Regions from separate parts of the Homo sapiens genome. Here region 2 is linked to region 1. A link is an interaction called in ENCODE POLR2A ChIA-PET data of the cell type or tissue named here. Cell type or tissue: MCF 10A. All regions are shown on one strand. Each heading gives the region's core, and the rest is flanking DNA. Links, peaks and the distances in the headings are about the cores only.

Region 1 (2,500 bases), core at 1-2,500:
CATTGAGAACTTTACATTTATTCATTTAATTTTCGCAGTAACATACCATGTTAGTTCATTTTACAAATGAGAAAATGGGTTATACAGGAAGTACATAAGTTATGCAGAGTCACTTACGAGTGGTAGTACCGTGTCAAGCTCTATGGCTCTAGCATCTGTGCCTAAACTCCTGTGTTACATGGCCTATCAAATAATGAGGAAAGGAAATTTCAAAAATTGTTTGCTCTTTAACTGGTTGGAAAAAGAATCACAATGAATCACATAAATTTTTTCTATTGGTTGTTAGATATCCTTCTGAATCTCCGTGAACAATCTCTGCCCCAAAAGTAGTGGGCATTCAATTCAGAAAAGAAAGATAATTTAAAAAAAGATAAAACAATTACCCTTAGTTACACAATTCATTGTTAACATGTTATAGTTGTTTTAAGGAACACATTTATGGCTGGACATGGTAGCGCATGCCTGTAATCCTGGCAGTTTGGGAGAGGCTAAGGTGGGAGGTTCACTTGAGGCAGATGTTTGTGACCAGCCTAGGAAATGTAGTGAGAGTGCTATCTTTACAAAAAAAAATAATTAGATGGGTGTAGTGGTGTGTACCTATAGTCCTAGCTACTTGGGAGGCTGATGTGGGAAGACTGCTTGAGCCCAGGTTGTTGAGGTGACAATGAGCTATGATTGTGCCACTGTACTCCAGCCTGGACAGAGCAAGACCCTGTCTGAAAAAAATAAACCATATTTAGTTTCTACAAACAAAAACGAAGTGATAGTGTTTTATAAACTTACTACAGGGTTGAGTATCATGAGGAAAATTAAATTAAGTATTGTTCAATTTATTTGTTTAATGTAAGGAAGTAAAGGGAGAGTGTTAGTCATAGTACGTAGTCATATGTACTTCATTTAAAATACTCAAGTTTATTTTGTTTGACAGATGTGGTTGTCAGTGCTATCTGGAAGGAGCTAATTAGCTTGGTGAAGTCAGTTACTGAATCAGGTAAGCACTATTACACTGATCAAATGTTGTTTTTTGAAACAGGTGGTGATCAGATGATTTTTATAGCATCCGGTGAATTGTTTGACTATATAAAATTTATTTTAAAAGTATTTCTTGCACTACCGTAGCTTCCAGTTTTTAATTTGTAGTTAATGTTTGAAGAACACTGGGGTTAGGTGTGCTGACCCACCACATGGTCCAAAATCTACATATAACTTCAGACTCCCCCAGAACTTAACTACTGATAACTTACTATCGATTGGAAGCCTTGCTGATAACATAAATAGCTGATGAGCACATATTTATACGTTATGTGCATTATATGCTGTGTTCATTAACAATATTAGTAAATTAGAGAAAAGAATGTTAGGAAAATCATAAGAGAAAACATAATCATTAAGTGGAAACGGGTTATATTCTTGTCTTTATGTTGAGTACACTAAGGAGGGAAGAGGAGGGGTGGAACTTGCTGTTTCCGGGATGGAAGAAAGTCTGAATAGGAGTGGACTCATGCCGTCCAAACCCGTGTCGTTCAAGGGTCAACTGTACTTAGTATTGTTGATTTAGAAAAAATAAATTTTTACAGCTCTCTGTATAGTCATCTCTAAAATTACATGCTTAGAAATACACCCTTCTAGCCGGGCGCGGTGGCTCATGCCTGTAATTCCAGCACTTTGGGAGGCCGAGGCGGGCGGATCACCTGAGGTCAGGAGTTTGAGACCCGTCTGACCAACATGGAGAAACCCTGCCTCTACTAAAAATACGAAATTAGCCAGACATGGTGGTGCATGCCTGTAATCAATCCCCAGCTACTCAGGAGGCTGAGGCAGGAGAATTGCTTGAACCTGGGAGGCGGAGGTTGCAGTGAGCTGAGATGGCGCCATTGCACTCCAGCCTGGGCAATAAGAGTGAAACTCCATCAAAAAAAAAAAAAAAAAGTAAATACACCATTCTCAGCCAGGCATGGTGGCTGACGTCTGTAATCCCAACACTTTGGGAAGCTGAGATGGGTGGATCACCTGAGGTCAGGAGTTTGATACCAGCCTAGCAAACCCGTCTCTACTAAAAATATGAAAATCAGCCAGGCATGGTGGTGCACACCTGTAATCCCAGCTACTCAGGAAGCTGAGGCAGGAGAATCGCTTGAACCCAGGAAGTGGTGGTTGCAGTGAGCCAAGGTTGTGCCCCTGTACCCCAGCTTGGGTGACAGAGCAAGACCCTGTCTCAAAAAAAAAAAAAAAAAAAAAAAGAACTATACCCTTCTTTTTGCTTTTTGATAGGTAACAAAAAAGAGAAACCAGGTTCTGAAGTTTTGACTCTCTTATTAAAGTCTTTGGAAAGCATAGTAAAGTCTGAAGTATTTCCTGTATCAAAAACGCTGGTAAGTATAATACCCGTATGTTGGACTTTAAAAACCATTTTCTGAAGTTAAATTTTATATAGAAGATATTTGCACAAATCTAGTTTGGGAAGACTTTTTTATATCAAGCATTCATCAGCAGTTTAGTC
Region 2 (17,140 bases), core at 14,576-17,075, 400 kb before region 1:
AAGGTTTAAGAAACTCAACACTAATATAATTAGTGTTGGGCCCACAAACCTGAAGACCCTATAACTAAGTTGTTATTAGACCAGAGAATAACCCACTCCAGTCCATTAAATACATATGTAATTCATGTGGTTAAATTCATGTGGAAAATGCATGGTGCTAATATCCTCTAACCTTGATTGAGAAATCCATATACAAGGGTGGGATGAAAGAATCTCTAACTATACTGATTTTAAGTAACATCTCACATTGCAAAACCAAAAACAAAATTAAAAAACCCTAATAACTCCACAAGGAAACAATGGCTAAGATTCCCTATACAGGTTAGCACAAAAGAAAGCCGTTGAAAGAGGTGACACTGGCTGGGCACAGTGGCTCATGCCTATAATCCCAGCACTTTGGGAGGCTGAGGCGGGAGGATCACTTAAGCCCAGTAGTTCAAGACCAGCCTTGGTAACAAAGCAAGATTCCATTTCTACAGGAAAAAAAAAAAAATTTAATTAGCCAGGTGTGGTGGCACATACCTGTGGTCCTAGCTACTCCGGAGGCTGAGGTGGGAGGATTGCTTGAGCCCAGGAGGTCAAAGCTGCAGTGAGCCATGATCATGCCACTGTACTTCAGCCTAGGCAACAGAGTGAAACCCTGTCTCAAAAAAAAAAAAAAAAAAAAAAAAAAAAAGAGAGAGAGAGAGAGAGAGAAAGAGGAGACACTGCCTTCAACCTCCCCACCACAACCTGAATACAGCTTCCCTTAAACTTAAAGAGAATGGGGATGTCCTAAGAATATGATCTGTCCTAAAATTCAAAATAATGCTCATTTCCAATCTTCTCCTGAGTATTTGCATAGTTTTCAGGGTAATAGACTCAGTTTCTCATGTATTTTGTAAGCAGGAAATTCAAGGGCTTACCCTGGACCTGGAGGATGGAAAAAGCTAAGGTCAGGGAGAAATCACGCCTGAATCTACAACCATGCACCATTCAGGAGTCTGTGCAGATTGAACTGTGTTCCATAAAACATGTTTCTGCTTAATATGGATCTAGACACTACTGTTTTTGAAAATTAGTATTTGGGGAATGAGTGAGCTTTATGGGTACACATGTGTATTCTATTCAATAGTTACAAATTGAATGATGATGAAAAATTCTTAATCTCCATTTCTCTTGGAGAAATGAAGAGAATCAGATTGGAAGTTTCTAAATCCACTCTGGATGTTTCTACTGTACTAAGATTGCCAAGGCTCATCCTAGACCCTCCTGCCAAGCCTACTCCAATCCCTGCCACTGCATGTTACAGAAGACTTGAAGTCTCAAAGGTAGGAAAGTGGATTGCTTGGGTCCTGCTACCAGTAAGTAGAAAAAGATATCCTAGAGCAATATTGAGCCTCACAGAAGTGAAGAAACAGTACATAGAGTTCTCAAGAAAGAAGTGTTCTTTCCTATAAGAGGGTGGACACAAGGTCAGGGAGCAAAATAGGAAGGAACTGGGGCATTTTCTTGAGATAACAGCTAGAAAGCATTTATATGCCTGCATGTGTTTCATTGAATGATAAAAACTGTCACATGAGACAGAAATTAGACATTTTTTTCTTCCTAGAACATAGTTACCTTCTGTTCTCCCAACATTTTAGTAAAGTAGCAAATGCCTACACAGTGTGTATTTGGTAGGATGAAAAACCAAGGAGCAGGACAGGACAAGGAAGTGTGGTCTGGACCAATCACCTTTCTGTTGATGCTTACACAGGAAAAAAAGACCTTCTGAGAAATTTGGATCATAATCCCAAAAGACAAAATCCTCAAAGTTCAAAATCCCTAAATCCTAAATCCCTAAAATCTAAGATTCTTAAAATCACAATCCTGAAATATTAAAATCCTGAATGTTGAAATCCAAATTCAAGGGAAGGCATTGGTACACTTTTGGTTGTATGCATGATAGTTGCATCATATTATGTGGAACTGTTATCTTGTGGTTGACTTTATATGCATTTGGCAGAAAATCCAGATGAGTGGATTGGCCATGTGACACAGACAAGATGAAAACTTCCATTTTAAAAATGCGTTATTTGTCTACATTGGCATTCCTTCCAGTTGATGAAATTCCAGGAGCTTTTAATGAATTAAAGGGACATTTGCCTGAAGAAGCCAGCAAAGAAGTTACTGACTAGTTCAAGAATAATGATGTGCACAGAAGACACTTATGCAACAGCATTGCGGTTCAGTCACCAGTATTGGTTCCACCAAATTTGTGGTCTATGTATGAGTACATGTGGAATGGATTTCCGAGTACTCAAAACATCACAGAAGCAGGCACAAAAGATGAGAAAATTTAATAAGGAATTCTCATGTTCGTGTATATAGAATCATAGAAGAGTTTCAAAAAGAGCAGTGACACATAGAAAATGAAAGTGAATGTATTCTTCAATGAGAGCCATGCCCTAAAAGGAAAAAAAAAAAAAGCAGCTATTCATCTCAATTCATCTCAATGCAAGACTTCAAAAACTAGTTAATGATTATGAAATTCAGCCAGCTCTTATGAACTACCTCCACTCCTAATTTTCTATGCTATATATTTCATCTTTGCATCATTCCAAATATTGTACATAAAAATTGTGTACACTTTTAGAGAGGTCTAATTTGTCTTATGCACTTTGTGCAGGTTTGATTCTACAAAAGTGCATTATCACAACGTTGACTGGGTGTAAACATTGTGAGTGCACATAAAAACATTGGAACTTCCTCAATAAATAAAGAGGTGTCTTCTTTGTACATCTACATTTAAGAAAGATAACATTTTGTAAGATCTCGGTTCTTAGGTACCTGCATTTGCAGTGGTGACCCATCAAGGTTTTTCCTCAATCTCATCAAAAGACAGGTTGTCAGTCACGTTATTTCAGGTGACCGAGTTATAAAGATGGATGCACACAATAACCAACCATAGTGATAGACATTCATACATTTCACTTTTTGACCTATTTCTTTATAAATCCAGTTCGTCTGCTCATAACTGTTATAACCATGTCCTTATCTGAGTGCTTATTCTTGCAAAAATATGTATGCTATTCTTGCAGGACGTTTCCTTAGTTCGGCTAAAGATGGGGTCCTTGTCCATCCCATGGCCATGAAAATTTAGGCTCACAGACGGTCTGAAGCATGAGTAAAGCAGGGTTTCATTGGGTGAAACGGGGGAAAAGGGGGAAAACAGGGATCCTCTGCAAGGCCAGAGTCCCTTGCTAGAGTGCTTCCCGCTTGCAGCTTGAATCCCAGGTTCGACACAGGAAGAGGAGGGGTCAGGCTCCTCCCTGCTGGAAACAGCGGGAACTTCCCAAGGCTACAGCACCCAGTGGTACACCACCCAGTGCACATTCCTTCCAGTGAGCAGGAAGGTTGGAGTTGTTCCGGGGACCCCTTCCCACCTGGCTGTCTCATTCACCCCTCTAAAGAAGTCCATCTAACTGCCGTTAGAATAAAACTAAGAAGGAAGACCAATCTTAACTGCTTCCTGCTGACAGGGGGCGCTGTTTTAGGGAAATGGCAGAAGAAATAAATCTTCTAAAAATGTAAATTAGTATATTTTAAAGACATTTAGAATTATTTTTTTCTAGAATTATATTTCTGGGGGTTTGATATTTCAGGATTGTGATCTTCAGGATTTCAGATTTTAGGAATTTTGATCTTTTGGGATTATGCATCCAGGATTGTATCTTTGGGAATTACGACCGACTTCCCTTTTGAGACGCCTCTGGTCCAAGAATCCAAGGCAATGACCAGACGCAAAGTAAATGGTGGACAGCTGTGGAACTGAGACCAACAAGGTAGAACTAGCCTGGAAGAAGCAAGTTCAGCAGATGATTCAAGAGCTAAGATGAGACTAACTCTCATTTGTTCACATTTATATGCCAGGAAAGCCACAACTAAAGACAGAAACTGACATGCGGGGTTGCAGGAGCTTTAAACATTGGGCAAATTTAAATTGGGTACCTTGAGGTAAAAGGCTTTGTACTTCCCATAAGCTCTCAATGAAAATTTTGCCCTAACTTTATAACATACATTCTAAGATCAAATTTGTATGAAAGCACCACAACACAGGACAAGACCCTTGGGAGCAGAGAGAAGGAATGACCAGTTTATTAATGGGACACTAAACTTTCTTTGTTTTTTCAATATCTTGGGGGCTGACTAAATAATTTCATCCAGGTGTATAAGTGAAAACAACAGTCATAACAACAACAACAAAAAATTATTTTATCAGGGCAGGCTTTAAAAACCAAACACATATATTAGGCTTGAAAAGCTACCAATTGCTGTAATTTCATTTAGCTTGCAGACCACTTCTAAGTTGGGAAAATATGATTGCAAAACCTATAAAAACCTAATGAAAGCTTTGGGGTTTCTCCCCCACCCCCAGTCTGGCATAAAATAGTAGGAGTAAGAGTAACTCTCCATTTTCCCCACCCACAGCTTAGATATCATAAGATAATTATAAATTATGTTGTGATGACCACAAGCTGCACTCGAACAAGTGTCTCTCACCCACTGACCCCAGATATGCCCCTCAGTACCTGTTTAAAGATCCCCTCCAATAACATAGGCATTTGCTTGAAATTGTGCTTGGAGCTTGAGTTCAACTAAATTTTTACTAAGCTATTTAAAATGAATTACATGGACTAAATGGATCTTGAATCCTCTGAGGACAAATGCACCATATGAATACAAACACAGCATAGGGCTGTAAGAAAACTCTATTCCATTAAGGGATAAGGCGAATCCCACAATAACAACAGAGGAGCCGGGAGACAAGTTGTGGGAGCTGCAGTGAGGTGAAACCACAGAGGGCTCCAGGAAAAAGCTGGTGTTGGCAACACAATGCTGCATTGCAGGTACTCTACCTGCCACTCAGGGACCACATATGTTCTGAATACCTAAGTGTTTTAGGGGTGGAAATGGTGACCCAAACTTATTTCTAACTCACAAGATAAATGAGACTGTGCTCAAAATCAGTTTCAGACTTCTCAAAAGAAGAATTATTTATAGATGCCAGGTATCATCATTCACAGAGAAGGATAGCAAATTGCCACTTCCAAGCCAGCCCAACAGAAAGCCCCCATGTGCTTCATGCTCTTCTCTCTTCCACCAGCTAGAGGCAGTTGATGATGAGGTCATGTGGATTCTTGCTTCTCAAAGTCTAGTCTATGAACCAGCCCCATTGGCATCACTCAGTGCTTATTAAAGACGCAAAATCTTGGGTCCCATTCCAGACCTCCTGAAACAGAATCTGCCTTTTAACAAGCTCCCCCAGGTGATTCATATATGCATTGAAATTTGAGAAGCACTGGTCTAGACTGGTGGTAGGATGCTAGAGCTGCCAGATGAAAAGAGCATGAGTCCCTGAATTGCCACATGGAGGAAAGCCACCAGCTGACCAGAAACATCTGCCTGGGATTCATGAAAGACTTGGAAAGAAACTGGGTATAAGCCATTACATTTTTTTGCTTCTATTTGTTAGCACAGATGAGCCTACTCTAACAAATACAACGAAACATATCTATTTCTAAACCATCTGGAGTCTGAACTCTGTCCTTCTGGAATTTGGAATATCAACAAAATTCTTAGAAGCAGATTGAATTAACCAAGAGACTATTTTACCACATGACAATCTGTGTATGGCTTCAAGTCAAGTGTGTGTGTGTTTTTTTATATATATACTAGCAGATAAGTTGTATAAAATAAGGGTAGGATTTTTCAACCTTCATCTATTTCCAGGTCAAGCTTCCCTTCTTTCCATTATTCCATAATGTTATCAAGTCCTTTTTGAAAGGGCCAGTGTCAGTTTCAGCATCCCTGCTGGCTTTGAGCATCTATCATTTTAAGAATGAAATGATTCTTCATGGCATATTATGAGCCTTTTTTGTCAGGTAGTTAACTAAACTGGCACCAGTTAACTGTGATCTAAACTTTATATTGACAGATCTGGCAACAGACTGACATTCCTTGCACTAATTTTGGCTGCCCAATCTGAAAAAAAAAATATGTTTGAAATATGATTTATCTTAAGCTGACAGCAGTCTTCATCGGGGTGCCAGCCACTGACAGAGTGAGGGAAAGGACCCAGCATAAAATCCTAGCTGAATATGCTTGTAAGTCAGGAAGAAAGAATTTAGGGCTCCTGTTCCTCAAAGTCATAATTTAATTTAACAACCAAAGCTGGAAGGAAAACAAATGTTTCTTAGTAAGCCTCACCATCAACAATCTATTTTTCTCCCATACCACATTTGTCTTACCTTGTAAAGCCCAGGATTACCTTCCCCAAGTCTTACGATAATATCTGACACACACCAACTATTCCAGCAACTCGGTAGAGCCCCTGAAATGCAATTATAAGAAAAGATCTAATAAGCCAAAGATTAGTGACAGAAATGTGAGCATTCTTAAGTGTTTTTCTTTGGGGCTGATGTGAAAGCCAGAAACTAACCAGCTGAAGGAATAATGATACAGAAGGAAGTGACAAAATTGGAAAGATCCATCAGCATAGTCATGGTGCAGAAATGACAGTATCTGGGTAGTAACAGCATCATTTGACCATTAAATCCTAAATTGTTACATCTCTCTTTTCCTAATGAAAATAAGATGCAGAAATACTTTCAGACATTAACAAGAAGCTGTCTAGAACGTTACTGATATTTCTTAGACCAATCATGCTTTATTAACAACATAAACCCAAGTTTTTAGACTATGCCAGCACTCTGTGCAAATACGTTAATATGTAGCTGTTCACTGTCATCTTTTATTTTTGGTATAATTTGGTATGAGGTGTGTATTTGTGTATATGAATAGTAATGATGAGCAAAATAAAATAGCCCTGGATTCGTTGTTTAAATTCTTGCATTGGTATTTATGGCAATAAAGGAGATGGGGGAGGGGAATATATACTGCCTAGAAGCTGAAATTATTTCCTAATGCCATCAAGCTAGAGTGAATGAAGTTCTCCTGGGGAAATACTATTCATTCTAATGGGCTGAATTGGACACTGTGGTGCCATTAAGTGCATACTAAGTGATCATTCACCAAAAGGTAACCTTTGGTGTTTTAAAAAAAAGGGAAAGAAAGAAAAAATAAAAGCTTCAGCCTCTTTACCTCTATTTACATTTTCAGCAGCGAAAACATAAACATAGGAATATAAGCACATAAGATAAAATATAAATGTCTGTACACGGCAGGCCCCACGTCAGTGTCTGTGGGGTCCATGTCCTCTGCGTGCTCACCTGGATTCCCCTTCCTCATTATTTGCCATGGTGTCTGTGAGGCTCCCCTGTGGCTTCTCCCAGACCTCTCCTCCCAGGTAGCTCTCCATCCTCTGCTTCTTTTCTTACCTCCTCTCCCCAATTAAGCACATCTTTCCTGTGCCCCATTTCTTTCCTGCCCCTTCAAACAGATTAACCCATGCTAAGTTGCCAAAAGTTTGTATTCCTTTCCTGCTTTGAAACCAGATACACTTGCATCACAATCGCAGCCCTATTCACAATAGCAAAGATTTGGAATCAACCTAAATATCCATCGATGGATGATTGGATAAAGAAAATGTGGTACATATGCACCATAGAATACTACTCAGCCATAAAAAAGAATAAAATCCTGTCTTTTGCAGCAACATGGATGGAACTGGAGGCCATTATCCTAAGTTAAATAACTCAAAAACAGAAAGTCAAATACATGTTCTCACTTATAAGTGGGAGTTAAATAATGTATACACATGGACATAGAGTGTGGAATAATAGACATTAAAGACTCAGAAGGGTTGGAAGGGGTGAAGGATGAGAAATTAGTTAATGGGTACAATCTACAATATTCAGGTCATGGGTACACTAAAAGCCCAGATTTCATCACTACAAAATATATCCATGTAACAAAACAGCACTTGTATTCCCTACATCTATTTTTTTTTTTAATTTAAGTACAGCTGGGCATGGTGGCTCATGCTGTAATCTTACCACTTTGGAAGGCCAAGGCAGGCAGTTTGCTTGAGCTCAGGAGTTCAAGACCAGCCTGGGCAACATGGCAAAACCCAGTCTCTATAAAAAATACAAAAATTGTCTGGGTGTGATGGTGGGCACCTGTAGTCCTAGCTATTCAGGAGGCTGAGGTGGGAGGATCACCTGAGCCTGGGAAGTCAAGGCTACAGTGAGCTGGGATTGTGCTACTGCGCTCCAACCTGGGTGACAAAGTGAGACTTTGTCTCAAAAAAAAAATTTTTTTAATGTTTAACAATAAAAAAATACACTTTTAAGTTAAAAAAAAAGAAAAAAGGCAGATATAATTTTGAGTAGGCAGACTTCTTAGTTCCTTTCAAATAGCTTGATGAAGGTGGCTGCTTTTTCTGCCAGTGTGTAAGACTGATTTAGACATCAAGAAGACTTTGGAAGTGAAGGAGATCAAAATATTTTACCCCCAAATATATTTCTTTGACATATTTTGAAATGGCTGCTGCAGAGCCAGCACACTCAGGTAAGGATAATTTGCATCTGTGGAGAATCTCCATTAATGCCAGCCAAGCCCTCACTTTCTAGGACTTTTCTGGATCTAGGAGAGATTAACTGAGAGTGGGACACAGTGAAAGGTCTGAAAATAAACATTTACCATCTGTTGTCTCTGACGGCTGCTACCAGTGAGTCTTCATCTACACAACAAGACCACCTTTGCTAGCCAGGCATCCTCTTCTCTCCCTCCTGTAACTTGTCTTGCTACTGAAATTTGATTTACCGCCATCTCCTGTTTTTGGCCATGCTCTGGGCCTGCTTTCTGTCTCTAACCTCAAGATGGTATATAAGCTTCTGAACTTTATTGAGGTGTTGGGTGTTTGTTCTGAAGGCTTTCGTGTGTACATGTTAAATGAATGTGTATGCCTCACGCCAGTGATTATCAGTGAAATTCCAGAGGGCCAAGGGCCTCTTAAAAGAGATGGGATCTCACTTTGTGGCCCAGGCTAGAGAGTGCAGTGGAAGGATTGTAGCTCACTGCCACCTTAAATACTGGGCTACAGTGATGCTCCTGCCTCAGCCTCCTGAGTAGCTGGGACTACAGGTGTGGGCCACTGCCCCATGGCTACTTAGTCTATATGATTAAGGCCCTATATGGTGGCATATACACACCCCATTTTACAGGTGGTGTTCCTGAGGGTCAGAGACATGAAGTAATTTAGTCAAGGTCACAAAGTGTCAGAGTCAAGATTTAAAACCATCTGTCTGGTTCCCAAGTTCATTCATTTCCCTTGGCTGAGGCTGTGTCAGGCACAGCACATTGTGGATAATGAGATACATATTTGGGCTTTGTTCCCATTCTTGTCCCAGAGCACCTAAAACCCTTGGAATTTCCTGAGTGATTGAAATATCTTTTGTTATTGATAATGAGCCACTTTCCATCATCTGAGTTTGGGCTAATGAGGTGACTTAGGATGGGGTCCCCAGATAGCCTCAGGATGAGGCCAGGCACCTGAAAGACACAGTGCATAGAGGATTAGAAGGTTGAAACTTTCAGCCCTACCCACCAACCTCCAAGAAGAGGGAGGGGGAGTCTGGAGATTAAACTCTATAAAAACTCTTGAACCATGAGACTTGATGAGTTTCCAGGTTGCTGAACACATGGAGGAGCAAGGAGGGTGGCATGCCCAGAGTGGGCACAGAAGCTTCCTACCCTTTCCCCGTCCATACCTTGCCCCATGAATCTTTTCCATCTGAGTTGTACCCTTTACAATAAACTGGTAAATGTAAGTAAAGTGTTTCCCTGAGTTTGGGGGGCCATTCTGTCAGAGGTGTTTAACCAGAGAGACTTCATCTTGAATAGGGCCTAGGTAAAATAAGGCTGAGACCTACTGGGCTGCATTCCCAGGAGAGAAGGCATTCTTAGTCCCAGGATGAGACAGGAGGTCGGCACAAGATACAGGTCACAAGGACCTTGCTGATAAAACAGCATACAGTAATGAAGGCAGCCAAATCCTGCCAACCAAGATGGTGATGAGAGTGAGCTCTGCTTCTCCTCATTATACTGCTCGTTATACCCTCATTATAATGCATTAGCTACTAAAAGACACTCCCACCATTGCCGTGACAGTTTACAGATGCCATGACAATGTCAGGAAGTTATCCCATACGGTCTAAAAGGGGGTGGAACCCTCAGTTCCAGGAACTGCCCACCCCTTTCCTAGAAGACTCATGAATAATCCACCCCTTGTTTAGCATATAATCAAGAAATAACCATAAAATAGCCAACCATCTGCCTGTGGAGTAGCCATTCTTTGGTTTCTTTACTTCTCTAATAAACTTGCTTCACTTTATGGATTTGCCACAAATTCTTTCCTGCACAAGATCCAAGAACTCTCTCTTGGGGTCTGGATCAGGACCCCTTTCGGGTAACAATTTAAGCAAACTAGGAGGAGGTGGTCATGGGAACCCCTGATTTATAGTCAGTCAGTCAGAAGTATTGGGGGCCCAGACTTGCAACTGGCATCTGAAGTGGGGCACTCTTGTGGGACTGAGCCTTTAACCTGTGAGATCTGACACTATCTCCAGGTAGACAGTGTCAGAATTGAACTAAATTATAGCACACCCAGTTGGTGTCCAGTGGAGAACTGATGTGCGGGAAAAGCCGGCACTTTGTTCAAAGAAGTGTTTTGTGTTTGAGTGCAGACAGAAACGGTGAGTATGTGTTTCACCAGACATATTCTGTCCTATCATTCTGTCAGATAAATGGAAGGATGCATTTCTTTATTTTCTCATAAAGGGAATTTTTCTTAGACACAAAACTTTCCATCTATTATCTTTTCTAATTGATGTAAACAGTATAACTGCTTTCTCCCACCTGTCTAATGCAAAGCACTAACATATTAAAAAGTGTGTCTTGACCTGTCCTCCCCTCCTCTCTTGACTCATGTCAATATTTCAAATTTTGTCCTATTTAGGAAAACAAGGATTCTTTGTCTGCAGGATGTTCAAGATCGGGTTTATAATTCCTCTGGAATTATCTTTCCAGTGGAACAAGGAAAATAAACTGGAGAAACCTTTTGGGTGAAGATGCAGGTCATAAGCAGCTTGACACGCAAGAATTCACATTGAACCTGGCCATGTCTGACATTAATGCAAATACTCACCCTGGCCCCTGCAGGCTGGGGAGTCAGAAAAAAACGTAGTGTGACAAGATGGATACTGGCAGCTTTGCACTCGGGCAGAGACAGTGAATGCAGCCTGTGGGCTCTCTCCCCACCCCAAAGCCCACCATTCTATGCTGTCAAAGGATCTAGGGCCGTATGATAAGGAACAGAAAGTGACATTGTTTTGTTATTGTTTTTATCTGTCGAATCCAAAGAGACTATACATTTAAGGCAGTAAATAGGCTCAAGAAAAATAGCAGAATGAGGAGGAGGAGGAGGCTGTCCTAGGCGGTGGAGGGGCAACAGGTGTGTGTGAGATGAAGAAAAGGAACAAGATCCTCTCCACAATCTTGTCCAGGTCCAGAGTTTCTTCTAGCCCTTCTCCTCACCTCCTTGCACAAGATAAGGCTTGAGATGACGAGACTTCAGGGGCAAACTTCTAGTTCATATCCATTCCCTGCACACTTGCTGAAACAACTGCCCATGATTCTCATTGTGGTCTCCCTACTTCACAACTCCAGCCAAGCCCGGGGGAAGTCTTAGTTCATGAGGGACTAAAAAGAGCTCCTTATGAGAGGCAGGTGCAGGGCTAAGCACTCAACACACACCATCTCTTTTAGTCCTCCCTGAAACTGCATAATTATTACTATTGTTCCCACTTTACAGATGAGAAGATTGAGGCTCAAGCATCTTAAGTGAGCAGCTCAGGCCACCAGCAAGTCTGAGCTGAGATGTGAATCTAGATGTTCTGACTCCAGGCCAATGCATCTGGGCTTGTGGATTTCAGTTTCCACTTCTACAAATCCCCATCCCCACACCCGCACACACTCTAGATGAGGTATCCAAAAGCACGAAGCAGAAGTGTGTTTGAGGAGTGCACTGAAGACCTGCTCAAAGTACTGCTGAAGAAGGGAAATTTACAGGGAAATGAGATTTGCAACAAAAACGGGATGGTCCAGCTCTATTGCTAGACTCCAGCTTTTGGCGGGGAGGAAATTGAGCCATGGTATAACAAGACTGCCATGGGTAGCTTCATATTTGAGAATAAACCAAGCTCCTGGGCCCTCAGTATGAAGAATTCTGTGGGAACTTGGACTCACACCAAGCCCTAGGACACAAAGTTGCATGGTTTCTTCATGTTCTCTAATAGTGTTCTGAGTTGACCCAGAAGACAGGGATATGGTAGAAAGGACTGAAGGATTCATTGGATACCTAATTGGATATTTATCCAATTATCCAGAAATACAGTGGAGAGGATTCCAATATGAATCAACTACATTAAATTAGGTGACTTTTGAAATTTCTCCAACCCTAAGATTCCATGAGAAGAAATATGTCTTTGTATTCTTACATAACTTTGCATATCGGGGAAAAGGAAGATGAGAACAATAATAGAGGTAATCACAAGTATTTACTGAGCTCTCACTAAGTGTCTGGCATTCCTATCTCTGATTCTTAGATGCTGTAACCCAGCACCATATGGACAAAGTCAGTGGCAAGAGGTAGAACAAGGACAGCAACAAATTAATTAACTAAATAGGAATTTAATTTGAGTGGAGTCCAAGGGGAATTGTGATTCATTTTGGCAGGTTGCACAAGACTTGTCTTGCCCTTCAACAATGCAAAGAAAGCGTTCGACAAAGGAAGCTTCATGAGACTGCCCTACCATTGCCAGTGATCCTGGCAACATACACGCCCACAGGTCTGCAGAAGAAAACACAGTAGAACTACCTAAAAGATAATGATTCTGACAAGTGATCCTGACAGGAAGGGCAAGTTGGACCTTTCCTCTAAGAGCCTACAGTGATGATCAGAGCCATAACCACTATTTGTAAACACACTAACATATGCAGTTTCTCACTTCATTGAGAAACTTCATTGAGTTTACTCCACTTAATTGAATGTTATCTTAGCATCAATTTGCCCATTTTAGACTCCTTTCTAAGTGGCTCCCCAACTAGATCACAAGTTTCTTGAGGGCAAAGCCCTGGCAAATTTCTCTGCCCCTCGATAACAATCTTTGATAAGTACACAGTAGTGTACAGTAAACACCAAAAGAATGAAACAAAAAATCAGTTCTGATGTGGAATCAGCAGCCACTTCTGCCTAGGGCATCTGTATAAACCGTCCATTGCTGGGACAGCAGCTTCAATATATGGTATTTACCCTGGTCTCCCTGTCTTCTGAAAAGTCTCTTCTAGCCCAATGGATGCCTATCAGACTGCACTCTTCTTTCTGTGCTTCAGTAGGCCCTTGAAGTTCTCTTTTTTGTTGACCCTCTTGAGCCTTTAGGGGGTCCTGTTGTTTGTCAATCATTTTTCACACACTATAGTCCTATGGAACTTTGCTGTTTTAGCTATCCCAGAGATTCTCAAACTTGAGCAAGCGTAACAATCCCCAGGGCCCACACTTAGATATTCTGCTCTGGAAGAGAATCAGGAATCTACAGTTGTAATCAGCCCCACCAGGTAATTTCTGATACAGGTGGCCCAGGAATCACCCTTTAAGAAACACTGACTCTGTCAAAGGAATTATGAAAATAGGATCTTAATCTAATGATTGACTATTATGATTCCTAGGAGCTAGAATCTCGAGTGTGCTTTGTCTCTTGGGGTCCTAGAATCACTGCTACTATTCCCAGAATTAGGTTATCAACCAAAGAGATTTCTGAAAGAAAACACTAGAAACAAGCCCTGATTGAGTCAGAAAGCTGTCCATGTATATTGATACCAAACTGAGAGGGAGTGAAGCCAGAAAGCCAATGGGAAAGCAACCATTTTAAGAGAATGAGGTCAGACGACAAATGTCACGTCACAGTGAAGGGATGTCACAGTTCTTAACAGTGCAAGAGGCCAGTGAATTACCCATGTGGTTTGCTTTGACTGAAGCCATAAGTTCCTCTCTGTGGCCATGTCATCATTAACTTAAAGCAGCAATAGTCTTTGCTTGCCAGAGCTTATATGTAGTGTGAGGGAGATTCTTAAGCAAAATTGTGAAATAATTTAGGGTGATCTCCTGCACATTTCCCTTTCTCAGTTATCTTTATTCCTATTTTGTTGTACAAGCTTCCACTTATCCACTTAACAAGGTATTTGAGGGCCTCAGATTTTCTTTCCTCTCCTCCACCTGAACCTACTTTCCAAAAAGCATGTGTACAGTTAAGGCTAAAGAATTTATACAGCTAAAAACATTATGTCTCCCACAATTACTTATATCTTCATATGAATACATTATATTTATTTATGCCTAGTTACGTAATTGCAAATTGTCAGCCAATCATGGGGAATATATTTTTTCAAGCAATGGGAATTTATAGTACTTCTTGGCACAGATATAAGACTGTCTCGTTGCACAAATTTCACAAGACAATTGAACCATCAAGGCCTAGAAGTCATTCACAGAGAAGCCATGGACAAGGTCGGTTGCATGATTTATTCTGTAGGTATCCTCTCCCCTTAGTTCCCATAGTACCCAAGTTTGCATTTATCTAGTATTTTTCACACCATTTGTGCTGATCATTTATGTTTCTGTTTCTCCCCTTCCCCCACCAGACTCCGTCTCCCAGGTTCAAGTGACTCTCATGCCTCAGCCTCCCAAGTAGCTGGGATTACAGGCATAAACCACCACACTGGACAAATTTTTGCTTTTTTGGTTTTTTTTTTTTTTTGAGATAGAGTTTCTACTGCCCAGGCTGGAGTGCAGTGGCACAATCTCGGCTCACTTCAACCTCCACCTCCCCAGTTCAAGTGACTCTCATGCCTCAGCCTCCCAAGTAGCTGGGATTACAGGCATAAACCACCACGCTGGACTAATTTTTGTATGTTTAGTAGAGATAGGGTTTCACCATGTTGGCCAGGCTGGTCTCAAACTCCTGGCCTCAAGTGACCCACCAACCCCGGCCTCCCAAAGAGCTGAGATTACAGGTATGAGACGCTGTGCCTGGCCAGAAACCAAGTCTTTCTTAATCATCACCATTCGGGTACATAACTAGTACTCAAAAAGATACATGCTGAAAAATTGAACTCAAGTGACACATATATAAGATCCAAGAAAGAAAAAGAAAGGAAATTTACCTTCCCTGCCTCTATAATTCAGATTACCTTACCCACCCACCTCCAACAATATCTCATGGCATGAGCAAATGAGTGGTAACCATGGTTATGTAAGAAAAATGAAAAGGAAGGGGAAAGAACTAAAATGATATAGACATACTAAAAATTTAGAATAATTTGCCTCTAATAGGTATAAAAATTTGTAACATTGAGGTTACATAGTTGTTGAGTTTTTTTTACCTTTTCATATTTTTTAAAAATGTACGCTAGTTACCATGATAAATTGGTAACTATGGAGTTAATAATAAAGTGATGAAAAGGCTGTGGCATGGCTTTTTGCAGAGACTGCATTATTGCACACCCATCTTTGACAAGGCAATTTCCCCACAATAACTGTAGTCTCACTGTATAATTATCTCAACCACTGATATTTCTCTAGAACTATAAGAAAGCCAACTGCTACGTAAACAGGCCTGCTTGTTCACTGCAGATGGACCAGTCTATCTGTAAAAGCAAGTACTCTAAAAGAACACTCCATGAATGCAAATGAGTTGGTTCTTGGTCCCTTCAGATCAATGCTTTTCTTAATCCAAGCTTTGATTTCTTGTTGCTCCTTTGGTTTAAATCAGATAATGTAAGGATTGGAACTAAAGTAAAATAATAAAAATCATAAGTATTTTATTATTATGTTACTTGTGGTGTTATCATTTTGTCAGAGCTATGAAACTACCTTCATTTTAAGTCATGTGTTCTACAGTTTACCCCTCAGATAGGGCTTAAACTATTAGTATAGATAGAGAAGGAATATAAAGGGTTGCTGTGGTTTGGATGTAGTATGCCCCTGCCGAAACTCACGTTGAAATTTGATTCCTAAATGTAGCAGCATTGGGAGGTAGGGCCTAGTGGGAGGTGAGTCATAGGGGCAGATTTCTCATGAATAAATTAATGTCATCTCACAGGAATGAGTTTTCACTCTCACGGAACTAGATTGGTTACCACAAGAGCAGGTTGTTCCTCCTCGTGTTTGCTTTATTTATACACCCACTCACCTTTCCATGTCTCTACCATGTCTTGACACAGTACGTGGCCCTCACCAGATGCTGAGCAAATGCCAGTGCCATGATCTTGGACTTTCCAGTCATCAGAATTGTGAGCTTAAAAACAAAAACAAAAACAAAAACAAAAACAAAAACAAACCCTTTTCTTCATAAATTACCCAGCCTCTTGTATTCTGTTATAGCATCACGAAATAGACTAAAACAGGAGTAAAGGATATATATGTAGATGATGTTTTTCTCTCTTTGACTGATGTAGAAATTTACTAGATCCATATGAGACTAGAGTATATATATACATATATGTGTATATATATGTATGTATCTATATATGTACATATAGAGAGTATATGTACACATATATGTATATATATACTCTAAATTAAATAGATATACTTATATAACATTTATAGTATCTACATGCTATAAAATGCATCCATTTTAAGTGTACAATTCAATTACTTTTAATAAATTTACAGAGTTCTGCAACCATTACCAAAATCCAGTTTGAGAACATTAGATTCCTCTGAAAAGCTCCCTCATGTTCATTTGCAGTCACCACCCTGCTGTTTCTACTCCCAGTGGCAGGCAAACACTAATCTGCTTTCTGTCTCTGTAGGTTTGCCTTTCTGGACATATCATCTATGGAATGTTCATTGAATCATACAATATGTGCTCTTTTGCATATGGCTTTTTTCACTTAAAATTTATCCATGTTGTAACAGGCATCAGTTACCTATACTTTTTGTTGTTGCTAAATAGTATTCAATTATAGTTATATATCATTTTTTAATCCATTAGCAAGTTGGTGGGTATTTAGATTATTTCCCACTTTTGTCAATGGTGAATAATGCTGCCATGAACATTTGCATACAAATCTTTGTGTAGATACATGCTTTCAT

What was found. Peaks named below come from ENCODE experiments on the same cell type or tissue, not always from the same donor. Only the 100,000 strongest peaks of a DNase experiment are listed, where the experiment ranks them.
Region 2: POLR2A ChIA-PET joins it to region 1 with 7 read pairs; 2 of 35 experiments call an interaction of 5 or more read pairs at or near these places.

The regions. Positions count from the first base shown.
Region 1 is chr2:151,437,756-151,440,255 of GRCh38, forward strand. It overlaps RIF1 (replication timing regulatory factor 1), which reads left to right. Exons shown (of 36, transcript NM_018151.5): 14 at 929-991; 15 at 2,272-2,372. Among named protein-coding and RNA genes, the nearest start is that of RIF1, 29 kb to the left of the region's middle. In MCF 10A, for the core only: no CTCF peak of the experiment used is centred there; no DNase peak of the experiment used is centred there.
Region 2 is chr2:151,027,537-151,044,676 of GRCh38, forward strand. It overlaps LOC105373686 (a long non-coding RNA gene), which reads right to left. Exons shown (of 4, transcript XR_002959484.1): 4 at 16,300-16,337. Among named protein-coding and RNA genes, the nearest start is that of RBM43, 230 kb to the right of the region's middle. In MCF 10A, for the core only: no CTCF peak of the experiment used is centred there; a DNase peak (open chromatin) is centred at 16,105.